Regions from separate parts of the Homo sapiens genome. Here regions 1, 2 and 4 are each linked to region 3. The links are chromatin contacts, found by Hi-C or POLR2A ChIA-PET in ENCODE. All regions are on one chromosome and are shown on one strand. Each heading gives the region's core, a stretch centred on a gene start or an enhancer-like site at or near the end of the contact. The rest is flanking DNA. Distances are from core to core; before and after follow the strand shown.

What was found. A loop is a pair of places that touch in the nucleus more often than their neighbours do. ChIA-PET counts read pairs that join two places held with the same protein, here RNA polymerase II (POLR2A). Pooled maps may share reads with other maps.
Region 1: a pooled map shows a loop between it and region 3 (3-fold over the local background). The contact joins two enhancer-like sites. A Hi-C loop is called at or near these places in 3 of 50 pooled maps. POLR2A ChIA-PET finds 5 or more read pairs at or near these places in 4 of 52 experiments (A549, OCI-LY7, WTC11 and 1 more).
Region 2: a map with no recorded cell type shows a loop between it and region 3 (13-fold over the local background). The contact joins two enhancer-like sites. A Hi-C loop is called at or near these places in 3 of 37 single-sample maps with no recorded cell type and 8 of 50 pooled maps. POLR2A ChIA-PET finds 5 or more read pairs at or near these places in 3 of 52 experiments (GM10248, H1 and naive thymus-derived CD4-positive, alpha-beta T cell).
Region 4: a loop to region 3 is called in a pooled map, with 5 times the contacts of the local background. The contact joins the promoter of DUS3L here to the enhancer-like site in region 3. A Hi-C loop is called at or near these places in 2 of 37 single-sample maps with no recorded cell type and 11 of 50 pooled maps.

Annotation. Positions count from the first base shown.
Region 1 is chr19:6,535,006-6,540,292 of GRCh38, reverse strand. TNFSF9 (TNF superfamily member 9) reads right to left here. Exons shown (of 3, transcript NM_003811.4): 3 at 4,369-5,287. The coding sequence ends at 5,227. Among named protein-coding and RNA genes, the nearest start is that of TNFSF9, 6.6 kb to the right of the region's middle. RefSeq lists enhancers at 379-468, 2,919-3,128, 3,439-3,538, 4,289-4,378, 5,239-5,287 and 1 more. Within about 2 kb of position 4,037, at least 3 of the 41 ENCODE cell types and tissues checked have a DNase peak (open chromatin) inside an H3K27ac peak, as active enhancers do; they include OCI-LY7, where a contact is called at or near this core.
Region 2 is chr19:5,825,514-5,830,788 of GRCh38, reverse strand. NRTN (neurturin) reads right to left here. Exons shown (of 3, transcript NM_004558.5): 3 at 2,465-3,040. The coding sequence ends at 2,616. It overlaps FUT6 (fucosyltransferase 6), which reads left to right. Exons shown (of 3, transcript NM_000150.4): 3 at 1-381. Among named protein-coding and RNA genes, the nearest start is that of FUT6, 12 kb to the left of the region's middle. RefSeq lists silencers at 1,679-1,728, 2,429-2,758, 2,929-2,998, 3,797-4,091 and an enhancer at 2,366-3,054. Within about 2 kb of position 2,633, at least 30 of the 41 ENCODE cell types and tissues checked have a DNase peak (open chromatin) inside an H3K27ac peak, as active enhancers do.
Region 3 is chr19:6,202,133-6,207,110 of GRCh38, reverse strand. No RefSeq gene overlaps it. Among named protein-coding and RNA genes, the nearest start is that of ACSBG2, 69 kb to the right of the region's middle. RefSeq lists enhancers at 2,985-3,034, 3,055-3,104. Within about 2 kb of position 3,515, at least 3 of the 41 ENCODE cell types and tissues checked have a DNase peak (open chromatin) inside an H3K27ac peak, as active enhancers do; they include OCI-LY7, where a contact is called at or near this core.
Region 4 is chr19:5,788,120-5,793,242 of GRCh38, reverse strand. DUS3L (dihydrouridine synthase 3 like) reads left to right here and starts at 2,080. Exons shown (of 13, transcript NM_020175.3): 1 at 2,080-2,199; 2 at 2,908-3,196; 3 at 3,524-4,036; 4 at 4,845-4,886; 5 at 5,067-5,123. The coding sequence starts at 2,102. RefSeq lists an enhancer at 1,898-2,357.

The DNA.
Region 1 (5,287 bases), core at 2,788-5,287, 330 kb before region 3:
CGGAGGTTGCAGTGAGCTGAGATCGTGCCATTGCAGTCTGCTTGGGTGACAGAGTGAGACTCCATCTCAAAAAAAAAAAAAAAAAAAAATTATCAACTCCTTTAATTCTCTTTTTAAATTGATATGGCTGTTATAACAAAGTAGCTCATATTGGGGGCTTCAACAGCAGAAATTTATTGTCTAACAGTTCTAGAGGCTGGAAGTCCAAAACCAAGGCATTGGCAGATGTGGTTCCGTCTGAGGGCTGTAAGGGAAGGCTCTGTTCCAGGCCTCTCTCCTTGGCTTGTAGATGACATTTTCCTTTTTTTTTTTTTTTTTTTTTGAGACGGAGTAGCTGGGATGCTGGGATGACAAGTGAACGCCTCCACACCCGGCTAACTTGTGTATTTTTAGTAGAGACGAGGTTTCGCTTTGTTGGCCAGGCTGATCTCAAACTCCTGACCTCCAGTGATCCACCAAAGTGCTGGGATTACAGGCATGAACCACCGAGCCTGACCATGGATTCCATTTTCTTCTCCACGTGGTGCTCTCCCTGTGTGTGTCTGTGTCCAAATTCCACCCCCTACCCTCACTTCTTTTGGAGACAGGATCTTGCTGTGTCACACAGAGCGGATTGCAGTGGTAATCACAGCTCACTGCAGCCTTGACCTCAAGGTTCTAGTGATCTCCCATCTCAGCCTCCCTAGCAGCTGGGACTACAGGTATGCACCACCACACCCAGCAAATTTTTGTATTTTTTGTAGAGACGGGGTCTTGCTATGTTGCCCATGACTGGTCTCAAGCCTCTAGGCTCAAGCAATCCACCTGGCTTGGCCTCCCAAAGTGCTGGAATTACAGGCAGGAGCCCCCCTATCACATCCAGCCAAAGCCCCCCTTTTATAAGAACATCAGTCATATTGGATCAGGGCTTACCCTAATGACCTCATTTTAACGTGATCACCCCTGTAAGACCCTATCTCTAAATAGATGCAAAGTCAGGCTGAAAAGGCTGGAACTCAGGTACTTTCCCCATTTGGAACTAAACTTTCTCATCAGAGAACGGGCCTCAGAAGCAAGGTTATGGTTGGGTCATTGTAGATTCAGGGTATGGAAAAGAAACCTCAAACAAGAAAAACAGTTCCAATAAGAAATACCGGGGGGGTGGGCGGACATGGTGGCTCACGCCTGTAATCCCAGCACTTTGGGAGGCTGAAGTGGGTGGATCACTGGAGCCCAGAAGTTGGAGACCAGCCTAGCCAACATGGTGAAACCCTGTCTCTACTAAAAATGCAAAAATTAGCTGGGCGTGGTGGCGCATGTCTGTAACCCCAGCCACTCAAGAGGCTGAGGCAGGAGAATTGCTTGTGAACCAGGGAGGTGGAGGTCGCAGTGAGCTGAGATCGCACCACTGCACTCCAACCTGGGTGACAGAGCTAGACTCCATCTCAAAACAAACAAACAAACAAACAGAAATATAATTTTCCTTTTTTCCCTTAACAATTATACAATACAATCAACAGACTGTAATAGAAAACTGTCCCTGCTTCCAAATCAACAGTGGACCATTGTATGCATTGTCAGGTCTTTACATAAGAAGAGTGAAAGCTTTATTTGTAATTCTTTGTGGGGCAGGCGTGGTGGCTCACGCCTATTATCCCAGCACTTTGGGAGGCCGAGGCAGGCAGATCACGAGGTCAGGAGATCGAGACCATCCTGGCTAACACAGTGAAACTCCGTCTCTACTAAAAATACAAAAAAAATTAGCCGGGCGTGGTGGCAGGCGCCTGTAGTCCCAGCTACTCCAGAGGCTGAGGCAGGAGAATGGCATGAACCCGGGAGGCGGAGCTTGCAGTGAGCCGAGATCACACCACTGCACTCCAGCCTGGGTGACAGAGCGAGACTCCGTCTCAAAAAAAAAAAAAAAAAAACCACAAAAATTAGCTGGGCGTGGTGGCACATGCCTGTAGTCCCAGCTACTCTGTAGGCTGAGGCAGGAGAATTACTTGAACCAGGGAGGCAGAGGTTCCAGTGATCTGAGATTGTGCCACCACACTCCAGCCTGGGCAACAGAGTGAGACTTCAACTAAGAAAAAAAAAAAAAGAAAGAAAGAAACACAGAAGCAGTCCAAGCCTCTGATAAACTCCCTGAATAAATGCTTAAAAACTCCTAGTCTGTAAGAGAGTGTGCCTCTGACCTAACTCGGCTAGAAGCCCCTCTCAGGTTTATTTTCTCTAAAATAAACCTGTCCTTGACTGTTAAGCCACCTTTCATGTTTCTTTCCTCTTTCTTTAATTCTTACAGATGGTGGAGGATTGCTCAAGCCCAGGAATTTGAGACCAGCCTAGGCAACATAGCAAGACCTCATCTCTACAAAAAAATAAATAAAATTGCCAGGTGCAGTGGCTCACGCCTGTAATCCCAACACTTTGGGAGGCCAAGACAGGAGGATCCCTTGAGGTCAGGAGTTCAAGACCAGCGTGGGCAACATGAGGAGACCCCGTCTTTACAAAATTAAATTAAATTAAATTAAAAACAAGCCTCTAGAAGTTGGAAAAACAAGGAAAGCAATTATCCTCTAGAGCCTCCAGAAGGAAAGCAATCCTTCAGTCAACTTGATTTTAGCTTAGGGGAGCTCAGAACCCCAAGGGGGCCAGGCACGGTGGCTCACGTCTGTAATCCCATCACTTTGGGAGGCCAAGGCAGGCAGATCACTTGAGGTCAGGAGTTCGAGGCCAGCCTGGCCAACATGGCAAAACCCCAGCTCCACTAAAAATACAAAAAAAATAGCCAAGAGTGGTGGCCTGTACCTGTAATCCCAGCTACTCAGGGGGCTGAGGCAGGACAATCACTTAAACCCAAGAGGCAGAGGTTGCAGTGAGCCAAGACTGCGCCACTACACACCAGCCTGGGCAACTGATGAGAGTCTTTCTCAAAAAAAAAAAGAAAAAAGTAGGTGTGGACACAGAGCCAAACTATATTAATGACCTTCTTTGGAAATAGGGTCTTTGCAGATGTAATTATTTAAATTAAGATGAGGTCATATTGGAAGAGGATGGGCCCTGAATCCAGCATGACTGGTGTCCTTATAAAAAGGGGAGAGTTCGGGCCTGGTGCCTTACACCTGTAATCCTGGCACTTTGGGAGTCTGAGGCAGGAGCGTTGCTCGGAGTTCAAGACCAGCCTAGGCAACATAGCAAGACCCTGTCTCTACAAAAAAAACAATACATAAAAAGGAAGAAGAGGCCGGGCATAGAGGCTCATGCTTGTAATCCCAGCACTTCGGTAGGCCAAGGCAGGTGGATCGCTTGAGGTCAGGAGAAGTTCAAGACCAGCCTGGCCAACATGGTGAAACCCAGTCTCTATTAAAATAGAAAAATTAGCTGGGTGTGGTGGCATGTGCCTGTAATCCCAGCTATTCGGGAGACTGAGGCAGGAGAATTGATTGAACCCGGGAGGTGGAGGTTGCAGTGAGCCGAGATGGCGCCACTGCACTCCAGCCTGGGTGACAGAGTGAGACTCCTTCCATCTCAAAGAAAAAAACAGGAAGAAGAGACAAAGAAATGAAGTCACACAGAAAGAACACAGCCATGTGACCAACAGAGGCAGAGACTGGAGGATTGCTGGCAACCACCAGAACTTAGGAGGAGGCAACGAAGGCCTTCTCCCTGGAGCCTTTAGAATGAGCATGGCCCTGTCAAGACCTTGACTTTGGACTCTGGCCTGCAGAACCGAGCGAGAACAAAGCTCGTTTGCTTTAAGCCACCCACTTTACGGTACTTTCTTATGGCAGCCCTAGAAATCTATTAGGTTGAGGCAAAAGTTATTGCAGTTTTGCCATTAAAATGGCAACCCATGTCACCAGCAAGAGGCAAGAAGGAAATCAAAGTAGCTCTGGTGTCTCTCTGGAACTCTGTGGTCACACCTGAGTCTTTGCACAACTTCCTCTTCTCCACTCTCTAGCCTCTGTGGTCCAGCCCACCCACATTTCTGGGGAGACCTGATTGGCCCAGCTCAAGTCACGTGTCCAACCTGACCCAATCAGCTGGGACGAGAGAATTGAATCACCTGTTGCCAGGGGTCTTATTCAAAACAGGCAAACAACCCGCTACCAGACAGGCGGTGACCAATCAGATTTGACTAATCAGATTTGACACTGGCTCCTGGACCAGAATTGGGGGGAACCATCCTCCTCTCCCCACAAATCACATGTTAAGCCCTGGGTTGCAGAATCACAGGGCTATCTTAGCCAGCCAGAGGATGTGTCTAGTTATAGGGGTGGCCGTGAAAGATCTGTATGGTGGGGAAACTATGGGGCTGAAGAAACTGGCCAGCTCTGTAGAGCAGAGACGGACAGCGTGTGCTGGTAATTTAACAACCAACTCTCCAGAGGGAGGAAAAATGAGTGTTTATTATAAATTGTACTGGCATGTAAACAACCTTGGCAACATAGCAATACCGTCTCCGCAAAAAAATTAAAAAGTTAGCCAAGTGTGGTGGCACACAACTGTGGTCCCAGCTACTCGAGAGGCTGAGATGGGAGGATCACCTGAGCCTCGGGAGGTCGAGGCTGGAGGCTGCATTGACTCATGATTGCACCGCTGCATTCTAGCCTGGTTGACAGAACAAGACCATCTCAAAAAAAAGAAAGAAAGAAAAAAGCTAGCCCCCAAGTATCACACAGGAGGTGGAGGCTGGGGATGAGTCTTTAAATTCCTCACGTATTACCATAACTCAGATTTTCTTTCAGTCTATTTCTAGATGTTTCTATAGCCCCCTAGCCTGGGCACAATGCTGGCACATTACAGATGCTCAATACACACAAATAAGCAAATAAGTACAATGAATTAATAGAAAGGATGAATCCCAGTTGCTTGGGAGGCTGAGGCAGGAGGATCGTCTAAGTCCAGGAGTTCAAGACCAGCCTCGGCAATGTCGAAGACCCCCCCCCCCCCAAAACAACTCCTCTAAAAAAGTCCATTCACAAACTCAGGATCCTCTTTAAATAGAAATATATATATATATATAATATATATAATATATTATCTGAGCTCAGGCTCAGAATAAATATCAAGGTCCAACTTGGGGAAGGAGTGGGTGAGGAGGGTCCTCAAGGGGAGGTCAGCAGCAGGGACCCCTGCCAAGCCCCTTGAGGTAGAGAAAGCAGCAGGGACCCAGCACCAGGGGTCTCCATGAAGGATGGAGTAGGATTCGGACTCTGTCCAGGTGGGCTGCACCCAGGCTGGACGTTATTCCGACCTCGGTGAAGGGAGTCCGGCTGGGATTTCGGGGGTCACCCGGAAGAGTCCC
Region 2 (5,275 bases), core at 1,384-3,883, 380 kb after region 3:
CTAAAAATACAAAAATTTGCCGGGCGTGGTGGTGCATGCCTGTAATCCCAGCTACTTGGGAAGCTGAGGCAGGAGAATCGCTTGAACCAGAGAGTCGGAGGTTGCAGTAAGCCGAGATCGCGCCACTGCACTCCAGCCTGGCGACAGAGCGAGACTCTGTCTCAAAAAAAAAAAAAAAAAAAAAAAAAATTAGCTGGGTGCGGTGGCCGGTGCCTGTAATCCCAGCTACCCAGGTGGCTGAGACACAAGAATCGCTTGAACCCAGGAGGCAGATGTTGTAGGGAGCCATGATCGCACCACTGCACTCCAACCTGGGCGACACAGTGAGACTGTCTCAAGAAAAAAAAAAAAAGGGGGGAGTGTCCCTTTCTGAGTGTGCAATTCTGTGTGGAAGGTGACTGTGTAGGATCATGGGTCCTGCCTGCTGAGCCCTTATGGGTGGTGATCTCTGTGTCTTGTGAGTGTGCTTGTGTGTGTGTGTGAGAGAGACCCTCATCCGGTGTGCCGATGCGCTGATGACAACCGCAGCCCCAGGGAACTGCAGGGGCTTCTCGGTTTATTTATGTTCCAATTCCCTGGTGGGCTGGGCCCGCGCCCTGTGGTTGGGACGCTGGATCTGGGTGGGAGACAGGAAGGCCGAGGTCCGGGAGGCCCCGGAGGGTGGGCAACACTCACACACACATGCACACTGTGGCAGGGGAGCTTCGGGGGGGCGGCAGACCCCTGATGGTCAGCTTTCTCGCTGTGTGTCCTGGGCTGAACAACACTCCTCTCTGAGGCCAGGCCATCTAGGATGGGGAAACTGAGGCTCGGAGTAAGCGTCACTTGGGCTTCCGCAGCGTCTGGGAACTCCGGCCTCTCTGCGGAGGCCGGGCTGAGTCGGCCCAAAGGGTGGAGGAATCCACCACCTTAAACCTCAGAGTCAGAAGACTGCGGGGGTAGGCGGGGACCCCAGCCAGCGGCAGCCCTGAAACTGCTTCCCAAGCAGATCACCCGCCTGGCCGCCAAGCCCTGCTCTCAGGGCTCCCTGGAAGTCCTGCTGATTAGCCGCCTTGAGTGTCTCCAGCTGTAGCTGTGGGTCCCCGGGAGCCAGGGGCTAGGGATGTTCCTTCATGGCTGGGTGATTCTCCCTGGGGGCGGTTTCCGATCTGCGCCCTCCAGCTTTGCGGGGGGTGGGGGGATGCGGGCTGAGCCTGGGAAGGGACACTGTGGTTAGAGGGTGGTCCTAAGGGCAGACGTGTGGGAAGGAGGGGAGGGGGCCCAGCTAAGGAGAAGGGTTGTAGCCTTGGGAACCCCCAGTCTGAGGGGCAGGAGGGGAGGAGTCTCGCCTCGCCGGTGCCTGCTCTGGGCTCGCAGTGCCCGCCCCTTCCCCGCCCCTCAGACCGACCGTGGGACCCGCCGACCCCTCCCGCGCTCTGGCAACCCAACACCCGAGGCCTGCCAAGCATCAAGGTGACACCGTGGGGAAATCTAAACACCGAGCCGGGCTTTTTCCATACTCCGCAGGGGCTCGTCGTAAATCCCCCCCGTGGAGGCCCGGCCAGGGCTTTTATGGGCCGAGGACCCAGGTCTCTGGGGACCCAGCTCTACACCAGCAGGCGCCGGCTTCGGGCTGGATGGGGCTGGCGCCCGCCCCAGGCCTCTCCCCGCCGGGAGGTGGGCAGCGTGCGGGTATTTTTAGTAGCTGGTGGAAGGAGATAGTGGCTTTCAGCTCACCCTGGTGGGCGAAGACCGGCCCGAGGAGGCCGTCGGATAAGGGAGGCCCAGGTCCACCTGGACCTCACTCTCCTCACCCCCAGAGTGGCTCCCCCTTCCTAGAAACCCACATAGCGGGATCAGTGCGGACAGGGAGACGCTGGGGAACTGATTCCACCTGGATCTCAGGCTCCTCACCCACAGTGTCTCCCCCTTTCCCCCTCTCCAGAAGTCCACACAGCAGAGAGGTGCAGTCAGGAACAAGCTGGGGAAACTGGGTCCACCTAGACCTCAGTCTCTTCATCCCAGAAGCGAGAGGTGCAGTCAGCGACAATCTGGGGAAACTGGGCCCACCTAGACTTCAGTGTCTTCATCCCAGAAGCCCGCACCGCGGAGAGGTGCGGAAGGGAACAAGCTGGGGAAACGGGGTCCACCTAGACCTCGGTCTCTTCATCCGAGCGTAGCTTCCCTTTCCCCTCCCCAGAAGCCCACACAGCGAAGAGGTGCGGACCGGAACACGCTCGGGACGGGCAGAGGGACCCGTAGGGAGGCAGGAAGGACGGTCCCTGCCAACATAGCCCCATTCACCCCATTTTCCTTTTTGTCCGCCATAAACTGGACCCACTTTGCATCTACCCTTCCCCCAAAGCAAACAGCATCCTCCCACTACCCTGCAGCTGGGCCCCCCCCACTGGTCCCCGCTTTCCCGGTGGAGACGGCGACGTGGCCCACACGCGAGCCCCTCGCCGAGGATGAATCACCAGCCAGCTCGAGTTGCCACACTTTATCTCAGTACAGTTATCGCGAGAGTCCCGGGGCCGCGCCGGCGTGCTCTACGCACGCGCAGTCTTTCGCGGGGCCGGCCAGTGGTGCCGTCGAGGCGGGGGGAGTGGCCGCCGCGCCGGCCGAGTGAGGTAGGGTCACACGCAGGCGCACTCGCGCGCCGACAGCTCGTGCACCGTGTGGTAGCGGCTGTGCGCGTCCAGGAAGGACACCTCGTCCTCGTAGGCCGTCGGGCGGCAGCAGGGCTGCGCGCGCACCCGCTCCCGCCGCAGGCGCCGCCGCTGGCGCAGTCGTCGCAGCCCGAGGTCGTAGACGCGCGCGGCAGCCTCGCAGGCGCCTGCGCAGTAGCGGAACAGCACCGTCTCGTCGGACGCGTAGCCCAGGCCCAGCTCGCTCACGCGCACCTCCAGCTCGCGCAGCCCGCAAGGCCGCGCCCCCAACCGCGCACGCGCGCGCCGCCGCCGGGGCCCCGCCCGACGGCGCGGACCTGGGGGCCGCCCAGCCCAGGGCGTCAGCTCGCGCAGCTCCATCGCATCCGGGGCCCCCTGCAGGAGTGCACGGTCTGCGAGGGGAGGAAGAGAAAGGAGGGGGGGTCAGTGGGTGCAGGGGGTGGGAGGGAGCCCCCTACCCTCTCTGTACCCCTGCAAACGAAGACCCTTGCTGGGACGCCAGGCCTAGACGGCTTCTCGTCTCACTCCCAGGTCCCAAATTTCCCCACCCTCTTGCTGAGCTGCTCATGCACCCTCTCTGGGCGGCACTGGGGGGCACGTACACACTCACACCCCTACGCTGGTCCAAAACCCCTTTCTGAACCCTGAGCCTATATTGGCTGCCCAGAACCTGGTCCATCCTTTCTGGGCCGCTTTCCAGCCCGTCTCACCTTGAGCTGAGCTGACCGGGGTCTCTAACTCACCTCCTCTGGGCCCCTCTCTCACCCCATTGCTGCTCCATTCTCCTCGTCCTCCATCGCAAATCTATCTGGACCCCGCCCCTATGCTGGGCTGCCCCAGGACACTGGTGCATCCTCTCTGGGCAGCACTGGGGGGCTGCTTCCCATGCCCTATCCCTCTTTAGTGAGGTTGTCATAGGTCTCTAGAGCCCCCTCTTCAGGCCCCGACGTCTGCTCTGAGGCCCCGGGCTTTTCAGACTCCCTCCATCCCCACTGCCCCGCTGTGCAGTGGAGCCTCAGTTTCCCTATCCAAGAAATGAATCGGGGTGTTTGGGTTTCTCAGAATGCAGAGGAGCAGCAGGTACCGCAGCCTACTGCATCCGAAGCCTGTGTGGGGACCCCACTCCATGGAGTGGCAGCAGCTACTGTCAAGGCCACCCCCATGTGACAGGTGACAAAACGGACCATCCCAAGGTCACATCATTAGCAGGTGGCCGAGAGAGAGCGACAGAGGCGGGCTTAAAGGTCATTCTTCCTGCCTTCATCGTTCACCCAAGTTTGGCCCAGGTCCAGCCGCTTTCTCCCACACTCGCCAGGAGGTGCCCAAGTCACCGATTCCCAGGGCCTGGCAGCCTAAATTTATTACCCAAGCGGTGGCTCCACCCCCAAACTCGGAAGCCCCGGGAGAGAACTGCAGACGCTGGAATGACAGGCAGCGCTGCTGGCGGACCTGCAGGCAGGGGACTCCCAGCCCCAGAGCAGGTGGCAGTCACGCTTGTGGTTGGGAGAGGAAATCTTTAGTCCCCACCTGCCCCCCGGGCTGGTGCACCTGGCTGTCAAAAGAATGAGCCTCTGGGTGGCCCTGGGGAAGGAGGGGCTGTCTGTCTCCTGGGGTTTGGTGGGGGAGGAGATGTCTGTTCCCACAGGGGGTCTCAGAAACGAGACAAACCCAGCCTCAGAGCATGACTCTGCCACTTTCGCCACTTGCAACCTCAGGCCTCAGTTTCCCTGTCTGTCCCATGAAGCTTCCATGATCTCTGTCTTGGCCGGGGCTGAGAGGGTGGGAAATCGGTGCGGGGGGTGGGCGATGACTGAGCAACCTAGTCCGTGTTCTTTAAGCCCCGGAGCAGGACTGGAGTGGCCAGGACTGTGCTGGGGGGTTAGGGGGCACACCCAACCCCAGAGGGGTGCATCGAAGCAGACATTTGTGGGCTTGCCCGATACAATACAGGTGCCCGGCTAAATCTGAATTCCATATAAACAATGAATAATCTTTTTTTTTTTTTTGAGACGGAGTCTCGCTCTGTCGCCCAGGCTGGAGTGCAGTGGCGCGATCTCGGCTCACTGCAAGCTCCGCCTCCCGGGTTCACGCCATTCTCCCGCCTCAGCCTCCCGAGTAGCTGGGACTACAGGCGCCCGCCACCACGCCCGGCTAATTTTTTTGTAATTTTAGTAGAGACAGGGTTTCACAGTGTTAGCCAGAATGGTCTCCATCTCCTGACCTCGTGATCCGCCCACCTCGGCCTCCCAAAGTGCTGGGATCACAGGCGTGAGCCACCGCACCTGGCAACAATGAATCATCTTTTAGGATGTCTGTCCCTGCCTCCCTGCAGCGGGGCTGGCTGCTTGCACAGGGGCTAGAACACAAGGTCCCCAGCCTGAAATTCCACCAGGAGCCTAGAACATGGGGACTTGGGGAGTCAGTGGCCACTCGCTTTTTGCAGTAGGGCAGACAGGCACCCGCCCATGGGCCCTGACCCTCCGCAGTGCCTGAAATTCCTCCATTCGTGCTTTGCCCCCCGCACCCCAAGTCCTGGAGCACTGGATTTTGGGGGTCCCGCCCGGGTCTCTGTCCCAGAGTCCTAGGAAGGACTTCACGCCGCTTGCAGAGAGGGAAGTGGTGGGAGG
Region 3 (4,978 bases), core at 2,266-4,765:
GGCTCACTACAACCTCTGCCTTCTGGATTCAAGTGATTCTGCCACTTCAGCCTCCCAAATATCTGGGATTACAGGCACCCGCCATCATGCCCGACTAATTTTTGTATTTTTTTAGAGAGGGGCTTTCACCATGTTGGCCAGGCTGGTTCTGAACTCCTGACCTCAGGTGATCTGCCCGCTTTGGCCTCCCAAAGTGCTGGGATTACAGGCGTGAGCCACCGCACCCTGCCCATTTGTTTTGTTTTTTGAGGCGGGGTCTCATTCTGTCACCCAGGCTGGCATGGGGTGGCGCTATCACGGCTCACTGCAGCCTCACCCTCCCAGGCTCAAGCAATCCTCCCACGATGGCTTCCAGAGTAGCTGGGGCCACAAGCACATGCCATCAGGCTCAGCTAATTTTGTTTGTTTGTTTTTTAATTTTTGTAAAGATGAGGTCTCGATATGTTGCCCAGGCTGGTGTTGAACTTCTGGGCTCAAGCGATCCTCCCACCTTGGCCTCCCAAAGTGCTGGGATTACAGGAGTGAGCCACTGCACCTGGCCTTAATTTTTTTTAAACGTCTCCTTGTTGATACTTGTGAGTTCCTGGAGAATTCTCAGTGATTTTTTCTTTTTTCTTTCTTTCTCTTTTTTTTCACATGGAGTTTCGCTCTTGTTGCCCAGGCTGGAGTGCAGTCGTGCGGTCTCGGCTCACTGCATCCTCCGCCTCCCAGGTTCAGGTGACTCTCTTGCCTCAGCCTCCCAAGTAGCTGGGATTACAGGTGTCTGCCACCATGCCTGGCTATTTTTGTATTTTCAGTAGAGACAGGGTTTCACCATGTTGGCCAGGCTGGTCTCAAACTCCTGACCTCAGGTGATCCACCGGCCTCGGCCTCAGATCTGTAACCAACTCTCATTATGTGTATGTTACACTTTCTGTATTGTCCCGCGGTTCTTTTCCATTTGTTCATTTCATTTCATTGTGTTTTTGTCTTTTCTTTTTTCTTCTTAATTAATTTTTTTTTTTTAAATAGAGGCAAGGTCTTGCTAAGTTTCTCAGGCTGGCCTTGAGTGCCTGGGCTCAGGCAGTCCTCCCCACTCAGCCTCCTAAAGTGCTGGGACTATAGGCATGAGCCACCGTGCCTGGCCTCTTTTTTTCTTTAAGATTTTCAGCATGGGATGTTTCTATTGACCTAGCTTCAGGCTCACTCAAGATTTCCTTGGCTGTATTCAGTCCACTGCCGAGCCCATTGGAAGCATGCTTTTTTTATGTCAGTGTTTTTGATGACCAACATTTCCTTTTGATTTCTTAGAGTTTCCATCTCTGCTTACAAGAACCCACCTGTTGTAAGTTCTGTCTGCTTTTTCCATTAGAGCTCTTAGCATATTATTATTTAAAATTGATATCAGCCAGGCGTGGTGGCTCATGCCTGTAATCCTAGCACTTTGGGAGGCTGAAGCGGGCGGATCACTTGAGGCCAGGAGTTCGAGACCAGCCTGGACAACATGATGATACCCTGTCTCTACTAAAAATGCAAAAAAAATTAGCCGGATCTGGTGGCGCATGCCTGTAATCCCAGCTACTCCCTGCTGGGTGAGTGCAAGGTTCCTGGGAATCCCCAGTACCTGACACTCACAACATACCCTGTTGGGAGGTGGAATTCAGGGACAGTTCAGGCTTGGATCTTGCTCTCAAGGGGTTCCCCAATGTTCTGGATGGGTGGAGAGAGGGCTCAGTGCTGGAGAGCCTCAAGAAGTGGGGAGGGCTTTCTGGAAGAGGGGACATGAATGCGGGGATTCACAGGATGTATATGAGTTCACTAGATAGAGACTGTCTGGAAAGGTGAGCTGAGCATGCTCAGGACTGGGCCATTGAAAAATCCCACTAAGCGTAGACTTAAGTGGGAGCTCTTGTCAGCTCCCTGTCCTGAGGACTCTTCCTTGGGATCCCATAGAAGGTGGGCTGGTGGCTTCCTGCCCGCAAAACACTCCGGGGAGAGGCCGCGTGCCCTTTACCCTGCCATGATGGCACCAATGCTGGCGATGACCCACTCTTCTGAGTTGAGACCCATGATTCCCACGCTGTGGAAGCGCTCCAGGCCCAGCTAGGGGAGGGAGGTCCTCGTGAGGCACTAGGAGGCTCAGCCATCCCCGCCCCACCTGCCCGGGAGCCTCAGGCTGAGAACCTTTGGCTCCCTTTTCTCTGTCGCCTGTTTCTTCTTTTTCTTTCTTCTTCTTCTTTTTTTTTTTTTTTTTTTTTTTCTGAAACAAGGTCTTGCTCTGTTGCCCAGGCTGGAATGCAATAGCGCAATCATGGCTCACTGCAGTCTCAACCTCCCCCAGCCCCAGCAATCCTCCCGCCTCAGTCCCCCAAGTAGCTGGGACTACAGGTGTACACCACCACCCCTGGCTAATTTTTTAATTTTTAATTTTTTTGTAGAGATGGGATCTCACTATGTCACCCAGGCTGGTCTTGTACTCCTGGGTTCAAGCGATCCACTCGCCTTGGCCTCCCAAAGCACTGGGATTACAGACACCTCTCTTGTCCTGTTTCTTCTGTTGTTTTCTCTGATAAAATAACCCATCCCCCTCATGACAAGCAACCACACTTTCATCTAGAACTGGGGCTCTCAGCCAGGGGGTGACTCTGTTCCTCAGGGGACATTTGGAAATACTTGGAGACATTTGGGGTTGTCATAGCTCGGGGAATGAAACGCCACTGGCATTGATGGAAACTAGATACTCACAGGACATTCTCCACCACAAAGAATGATTCGGCCCCTAAGGACAACGGCCCTGAGATTGAGAAATCCCGGAAAAAAAAAAAAAAATACAAACAAAATACCTTCCTGACATTTTTAAGCATGCATACTTTACAGAGCCAGGGCAATACTACATGTACGTTATCAAGACCTGCCTTTGTTCACAAAACCATTCATCTTGACTGTTTTCCCCAGTCTTTAAATATTTCTCTGCAATATCAAATCTAACATAATATCATCTAGTATAGAGATGACATGATTTAATCATCCCCCGTATTGGCTGATACTTATGTAGGCTCTGGCTGCTGGGTTTTTTTGTTGTTGTTTTCACTTTTTTTTTTTTTTTTTAATGAGACAGGGTTTTGGCTGGACACAGTGGCTCACGCCTGTAATCCCAGCACTTTGGGAAGCCAAGGCGGGCGCATCATGAGGTCAGGAGATCAAGACCATCCTGGCTAACACGGTGAAACCCCATCTCTATGAAAAATACAAAAAATTAGCCGGGCGTGGTGGCAGGTGTCTGTAGTCCCAGCTACTCGGGAGGCTGAAGCAGGAGAATGGCGTGAACCCGGGAGGCGGAGCTTGCAGTGAGCCGAGACCGCGCACCACTGCACTCCAGCCTGGGTGACAGAGCGTGACTCCATCTCAAAAAAAAAAAAGAGAGACAAGGTCTTGCTCTGTCACCCAAGGCTGGAGTGCAATGGTGCGTTCATGGCTCATGGCAGCCTCGACCTCCTTGGCTTAAGCAATCCTCCTGCCTCAGGCTTCTGAGTAGTTGGGACTACACATGCACCACCACGCCCGGCTAATTTTCATATTTTTTAGAGATGGCGGTCTCACTATGTTGTCCAGGCTGGTATAAGCCACCATGCCCAGCCTGGTTTCACTTTTATTAGATAAAATGTTGGGGCGAACGCCCTGGTAGCTCAAGCTTTGCCTATGCACTGTGATTATCTGTGCCGACATATGGATCGACTTGACAATTTAAGATGGTGTAACTCTCTTGGTTCCATTCACTCAGGTGAGTCCATCGGATCCAGGTGGAGCCCCTCCCCACCACTCCAGACTCTTGGATACAACTGCCCACCCCTCATTTCCTCGTCTAACACGCATCTCAAACCCAAACAGCCCAGCTAGGGGAGGGATGTTACCCACAGCCCTCATCCCTAAATCTCCTCCCTCCACTCCAACCTACCATAATCTCAGACAACAGCAGCTCCATCCTTCAAGTGGCACTGACCAGAAAACTTTGGTCATTCTCAGCGGGTTTTGCTGAGACACCAACAAATTCTGTGGGCTCTGCTTTCAGAATCCGAACGCTTCTCACCCTCTCTCCTGCTACATCTTGGTCCAAACTATCATCATCTCAATCTCAGCTGGTCTCTTTCCCCTCAGTCTGTCCTCCCCACAGTAGCCAGAGAGCGCCGTGAGCACCTGAGTCAGGGCATATCCCTCCTCTGCCTCCATGGCTCCCACTCCCCCTCCCCTCGGGTAAAAGCCAAGTCCCCCACAAGGCCCACCAGGCACTTCTCAACCTTCCCCACCCCCTCCCTCCCTCACTCTGCTCCAGCCACAGGGGCCTCCTCCTCACTGCTCCTTCAACACAGCAGGCACTGTCCTGCCTCAGGGCCTTTGCACAAACTCCCCTTGACCTGGAACACCATCCCATAGATCTTTTCTCTTCATTGAAGTCTTTGTTGAAATATCACTTTCTCTCAGTGAGGCTCTCCTTAGCCACCTTTTTCTTTCTTTCTTTCTTTTTTTTTTGAGACAGAGTCTCACTCTGTTGCCCAGGCTGGAGTGCAGTGGCGTGATCTCGGCTCACTGCAACCTCTGGCTCCCGGGTTCAAGTGATTCTTCTGCCTCAGCCTCCCAAGTAGCTGGGATTACAGGCATGCACTACCATACCCAGCTAATTTTTGTATTTTTAGTAGAGACGGGGTTTCACCATATTGGTGAGGCTGGTCTCGAACTCCTGACCTCAAGTGATCTGCCCTCCTCTGCCTCCCAAAGTGCTGGGATTACAGGTGTGAGGCACTGCACCTGGCTAGCCGCCATACTTTTAAATTCTGCCCCCACCTCAACAGTTTACTCCTTTACGTGCTTTGGATTCCTCTGAATCACTGAACACTGTCTTACCTATTGCATAATTTACTTGTTTATTACATTGACAGAACAAGTCACAGGAGGTCTCTTATCCCCTTTCCTGATCTGAAAAATGGGTGTTCATTAATTCAAC
Region 4 (5,123 bases), core at 831-3,330, 410 kb after region 3:
TGCGCCACTGTACTCCAGCCTGGGCAACAGAGCAAGATTCTGTCTCAAAAAATAAATAAATAAGTCTATTTTTAAAAATAAATAAGTAAATAAATAAATTTAAATAAATAAATAAACTCTGTCTCTCAAAAACAATTAAAATGTGGCTGGGTGCGGTGACTCACACTCAAGGCAGGTGGATCACTTGAGGCCAGGAGTTTAAGACCAGCCTGGCCAACATGATGAAACCCCATCTGTACTAAAAATACAAAATTTAGCCAGGCATAGTAGTGGGCGTCTGTAATCCCAGCTACCTGGGAGGCAGAGAAAGGAGAATCGCTTGAACCGGAAAGGTGGAGGTTGCAGTGAGCCGAGATCGCGCCACTGCACTGCAGCCTGGGTGACAGAGCGAGACTTCCTCTTAAAAAAAAAAAAAAGAAAAAAATTCCAACAGCCAAGGGTGGCATTCCCAATCCACCTTACTGCTTTATTACCTACTCACTTACGGTTTAATTTACTTATGTACAGTTGACCCGCGAACAACGCGGGTTTGAATTGCATCCATCCACTTATAAGTGGCCTTCGAAAAATAAAATACAGTTGGCCATCCGTATCCGCGGGTTCTTTAACCCCTACCAAATGCGGAGGCAGGATGGGAAACCTGCGGATACAAAGGGCGGATTTTTCCTATACAGGGATTCTGTTGGGCAACTGGGGGACGAGTATACGCGGATTTTGGTATATGCGGTCTTGGAACCAATCTCCAAAATTCCGAGGAGTATTATGTTTTTCGTCTGTGTTTCCGACTCCCAAGTTAGCTCTTAAAGGTAATGATTTCTCCGTTTTGTTTACTACCACGCCCCCAGCATCTAGCACAGCATCTGGCATACAGATGCTCAACTAATTATTTGTTGAAACTAATGTCCTGCATAAAAGTAGTGTAATTTACTTTTTTTTTTTTTTTTTGAGATGGAGTCTTGCTCTGTCGCCCAGGCTGGAGTGAAACGGCCGATCTCGGCTCACCGTAACCTCCGCCTCCCAGGTTCAAGCGATTCTCCTGCGTCAGCCTCCTGAGTAGCTGGGATTACAGGCGCCCATCACCATGCCTGGCTAATTTTTGTATTTTTAGTAGAGACGGGGTTTCGCCATGTTGGCCAGGCTGGTCTCGAACTCCTGACGTGCCCACCTCGGCCTCCCAAAGTGCTGGGATTACAGGCGTGAGCCACCACACCCGGCCTTATTTATTTATTTATTTAGAGACAGTCTCGCTCTGTCCCTCAGGCTGGAGTGCAATGGCGTGATCTCAGCTCACTGCAACCTCCACCTCCCGGGTTCAAGCGATTCTCCTGCCTCAGCCTCCCAAGTAGCTGGGATTACAGGTATGTGCCACAACGCCCAGCTAATTTTTTATATTTTTAGTGGAGACGGGGTTTCACCATGTTGGCCAGGCTGGTCTCAAACTGCTGACCTCAAGTGATCCGCCCGCTTCGGCTTCCCAAAGTGCTGGGATTACAGGCGTGAGCCACCGCTCCCGACCCCTAATTTACATTTTTAAAAACCCTAGCAGGGGCCGGGAACCATGGCTCACGCCTGTAATCCCAATGCTTGGGAGGCCAAAGTGGGAGAATCGCTTGAGCCCAAGAGTTCAAGATCAGCCTGGGCAACCTGGCAAGACCTCGTCTCTACAAAAAATTTAAAAATTATCCAGGCCTATTGGTGCATGTCTGTAGACGCAGCTACTTGGGAGGCTGAGGTGGGAGGATAGCTTGAGCCCAGGACGAGGCTGCGGTGAGTCGTGATCGTACCGCTGCACTCCAGCCTGGGCGACAGAACGAAACCGTTTCAACAGAACAACAAAGACAAAAACCTCCAAAACACCCTAACAGTTAAATTTCCTCAGTCCAGAAGCTGATTGCAGTCCAGTTCGCAATTGGCCAGGCTCTAGTTTATATAGGACCTGAGGCTCCACCCATGTGCAGGCACCGCCCCCGTGGCGTCACGAGCGAGCAATGGCGTCATTGGAACGACATGAGCATGCGCACTTCCCCAGCACAATCAGGGAAGACACGCGTGACCCGGAAGGTCTTCCCGCCACACTCCAGAGCGGATGTGAGGGGCGCCGATGGCGGAGGGAACGGCGGAGGCTCCTCTAGAGAATGGTGGTGGTGGCGACTCGGGAGCCGGAGCTTTGGAACGAGGAGTGGCGCCCATTAAGCGTCAGTGAGTCGCCGGGGCAGGAGGGAAGCTGAAGGGCCTTTTCCGGCACCCATAGCGCGGTCCGAGCTGTGCATGCCGGGAGATTAGGCAGCGGCTGAGGGCGAGAAGCCACCGGCTCTTCATTCCGGGCCGTTCTTCCGCCTGCAGGGTGGTCAGCGGAGGTACCTGAGATCGTGCACGTTGGGGCCTGTCACATGCGCGAAGGACACCACGTGCATGCTAGGGCAGGTGGGATTTGAGGCCAGGCCCGCGCTGCATACTGGGGATTGTAGTCCCTGCATATGGACGTACGGCGCATGTGCTCTGCCAGCGGCCGTTACTGGCGGGTCTTGGGGTTGAAGCGAGTGCCGCGGGGCGTGCTGGGGCCTGCGGTGTTTGAAGGGCCGAAAGGCGTGCTGGGAAATGTGGTGGCTTAGACTCCGCTTCAAGGCATGCTGGGAATTGTAGTTTTTCGCAGCCTAACGTGCGCAGGGACGTTCTTGACTGAACCTGATAATAGTTTCGCGCAACACTTTGGACAGTGAGGACCCAGGGACAAAATAGGTCTTTTTTGAGGCCGTGAGGGGCTCCCAGGCTGGGAGCTGGCTGGTTCTTAAGTAGTGAGCTCCCCATCAGCAGAAGGATTTAAGGACGTGCAAGTGTTTCTAGCCTCCTTTCCCCAGTGTTTATTGACTATGTTCGGAGGGTTTTCCTTTCCCTTTCTGTCGGCAGATACCTCACCACCAAGGAGCAGTTTCACCAATTCCTGGAAGCCAAAGGGCAGGAGAAGACTTGCCGGGAAACCGAGGTAGGAGACCCTGCTGGCAATGAGCTGGCTGAGCCTGAGGCTAAGCGGATCCGACTGGAGGATGGACAGACGGCGGACGGGCAGACGGAGGAGGCAGCAGAGCCCGGGGAGCAGCTACAGACTCAGAAGAGGGCCCGGGGACAAAACAAGGGCCGGCCCCATGTGAAGCCCACGAACTACGACAAGAACAGGCTGTGTCCCTCCCTAATCCAGGCAAGTGCGGCCACGTGAGCATTCCTGCCGGGGCAGGCAGGAGCAGGGTGTGTTTCCTGGCAGCGGGTAATTGTTAGAAAGCTCCTGGGCCTTCAGCAACGAGCAGTGAGCTTGCTCTGATGCCATTCCGTCTTCATTCTCCTCGGGATACATTGTAGGGCTTGTCATTGTTCTCATTGTATAAATGGAGATGCAGAGGCACGGTGAGGTGCCTGACTTGCTCAGGGACACAAGAGCCAGGAGGGGTGATCTAGAGTTTGAACCCTGGCTGCTGGGCTGCCCCGGGGTCTCCCTGTCCTCCCTCACTGCTTCCCTGTTTCCTCGCAGGAGTCGGCTGCTAAGTGTTTCTTCGGTGATCGCTGCCGCTTTCTGCACGACGTGGGGCGCTACCTGGAGACCAAGCCGGCCGACCTGGGCCCCCGCTGCGTGCTCTTCGAGACCTTCGGCCGGTGCCCCTACGGCGTGACCTGCCGCTTCGCTGGGGCCCACCTGAGGCCCGAGGGACAGAACCTGGTGCAGGAGGAGTTGGCGGCCCGCGGGACCCAGCCCCCGTCCATCCGCAACGGCCTGGACAAAGCCCTGCAGCAGCAGCTGCGGAAGCGCGAGGTCCGCTTCGAGCGAGCTGAGCAGGCCCTGCGCCGGTTCAGCCAGGGCCCCACACCCGCTGCCGCTGTCCCCGAGGGCACGGCAGCCGAGGGCGCTCCCAGGCAGGAAAACTGTGGTGCCCAGCAGGTCCCCGCAGGGCCGGGCACTAGCACCCCTCCCAGCAGCCCCGTGCGGACCTGCGGGCCCCTGACGGATGAGGACGTGGTCAGGCTGCGGCCCTGTGAGAAGAAGCGGGTACGTGTTGAGGACAACGTCAGTAGCAGATCTGTCCATCTGGTGTGCGTCTATTAAATACCAGCTGTGTCCACGTTCCTGTTCTAGCTGCCTGGGAGTCAGAGGCTGTGTGCCTTGAGGGAGCTCCTGGCTGAGTCTCCCTCTCTGTGCTCTGTCCTGGGCCCAGCCCTCAGGAGGTGGGGACAGAAAGAGCTGGACAGGGCCGGGGGCGGTGGCTCACGCCTGTAATCCCAGCACTTTGGGAGGCTGAGGCAGGCAGATCATTTGAAGTCGGGAGTTCAAAACCAGCCTAGCCATCATGGTGAAACCCTATCTCTACTAAAAATACAAAAATTAGCCGGGCCTGGTGGCGGGCACCTGTAATTCCAGCCACTCAGGAGGCTGAGGCAGGAGAATCACTTGAACCCAGGAGGCGGATGTTGCAGTGAGCCAAGATTGTGCCACCGCACTCCAGCCTGGGCAACAGAGCAAGACTCTATCTCAAAAAAAAAAAAAAAAAAAGAGCTGGACACACTCTAAGTCTCAGAGGGTCAGGGTCGGGCAGCGGGGGACAAATGTGGGAGGCTTCCTGGAAGAGGGGGCATTGGGACTGGGTTTGGATGGTTAAGTAGAAGCTCTCCAGTGGAGGAGACGATGAGGAAAGGAACATTCCTGATGAAGGGATTGATTGGCACATGCAGAGGCCCAGCAAAGGAGCCAGACCATTTGGGCCAAGTGTGTCCTAGACTGTGGGTAGAAGGGAGGCTCCAGGGCCTCAGCAGCTGGGGTGGAGGCCAAGCTCCACTTGTGTGTATTTTTTTCCCTCCAGCTGGACATCCGTGGCAAACTTTACCTGGCCCCCCTCACCACGGTAGGACCTGGGTCAGGTGGCTGGTCGGGTGGCAGGGTGGCAGTGTGGTCATTCCAACAGGGCTTAGTGTCTGTCCCCACCTACTGGATTGTGGGGCTGGGGCGCATATTCAGGGTTCTGCTGTGTGTGTGTGTGTGTGCGCGTGCAAGAGCATGTGTGTCTGTCCTGCTCCCCCCGCAGTGTGGGAACCTGCCCTTCCGACGGATCTGCAAGCGCTTCGGGGCGGATGTGACATGT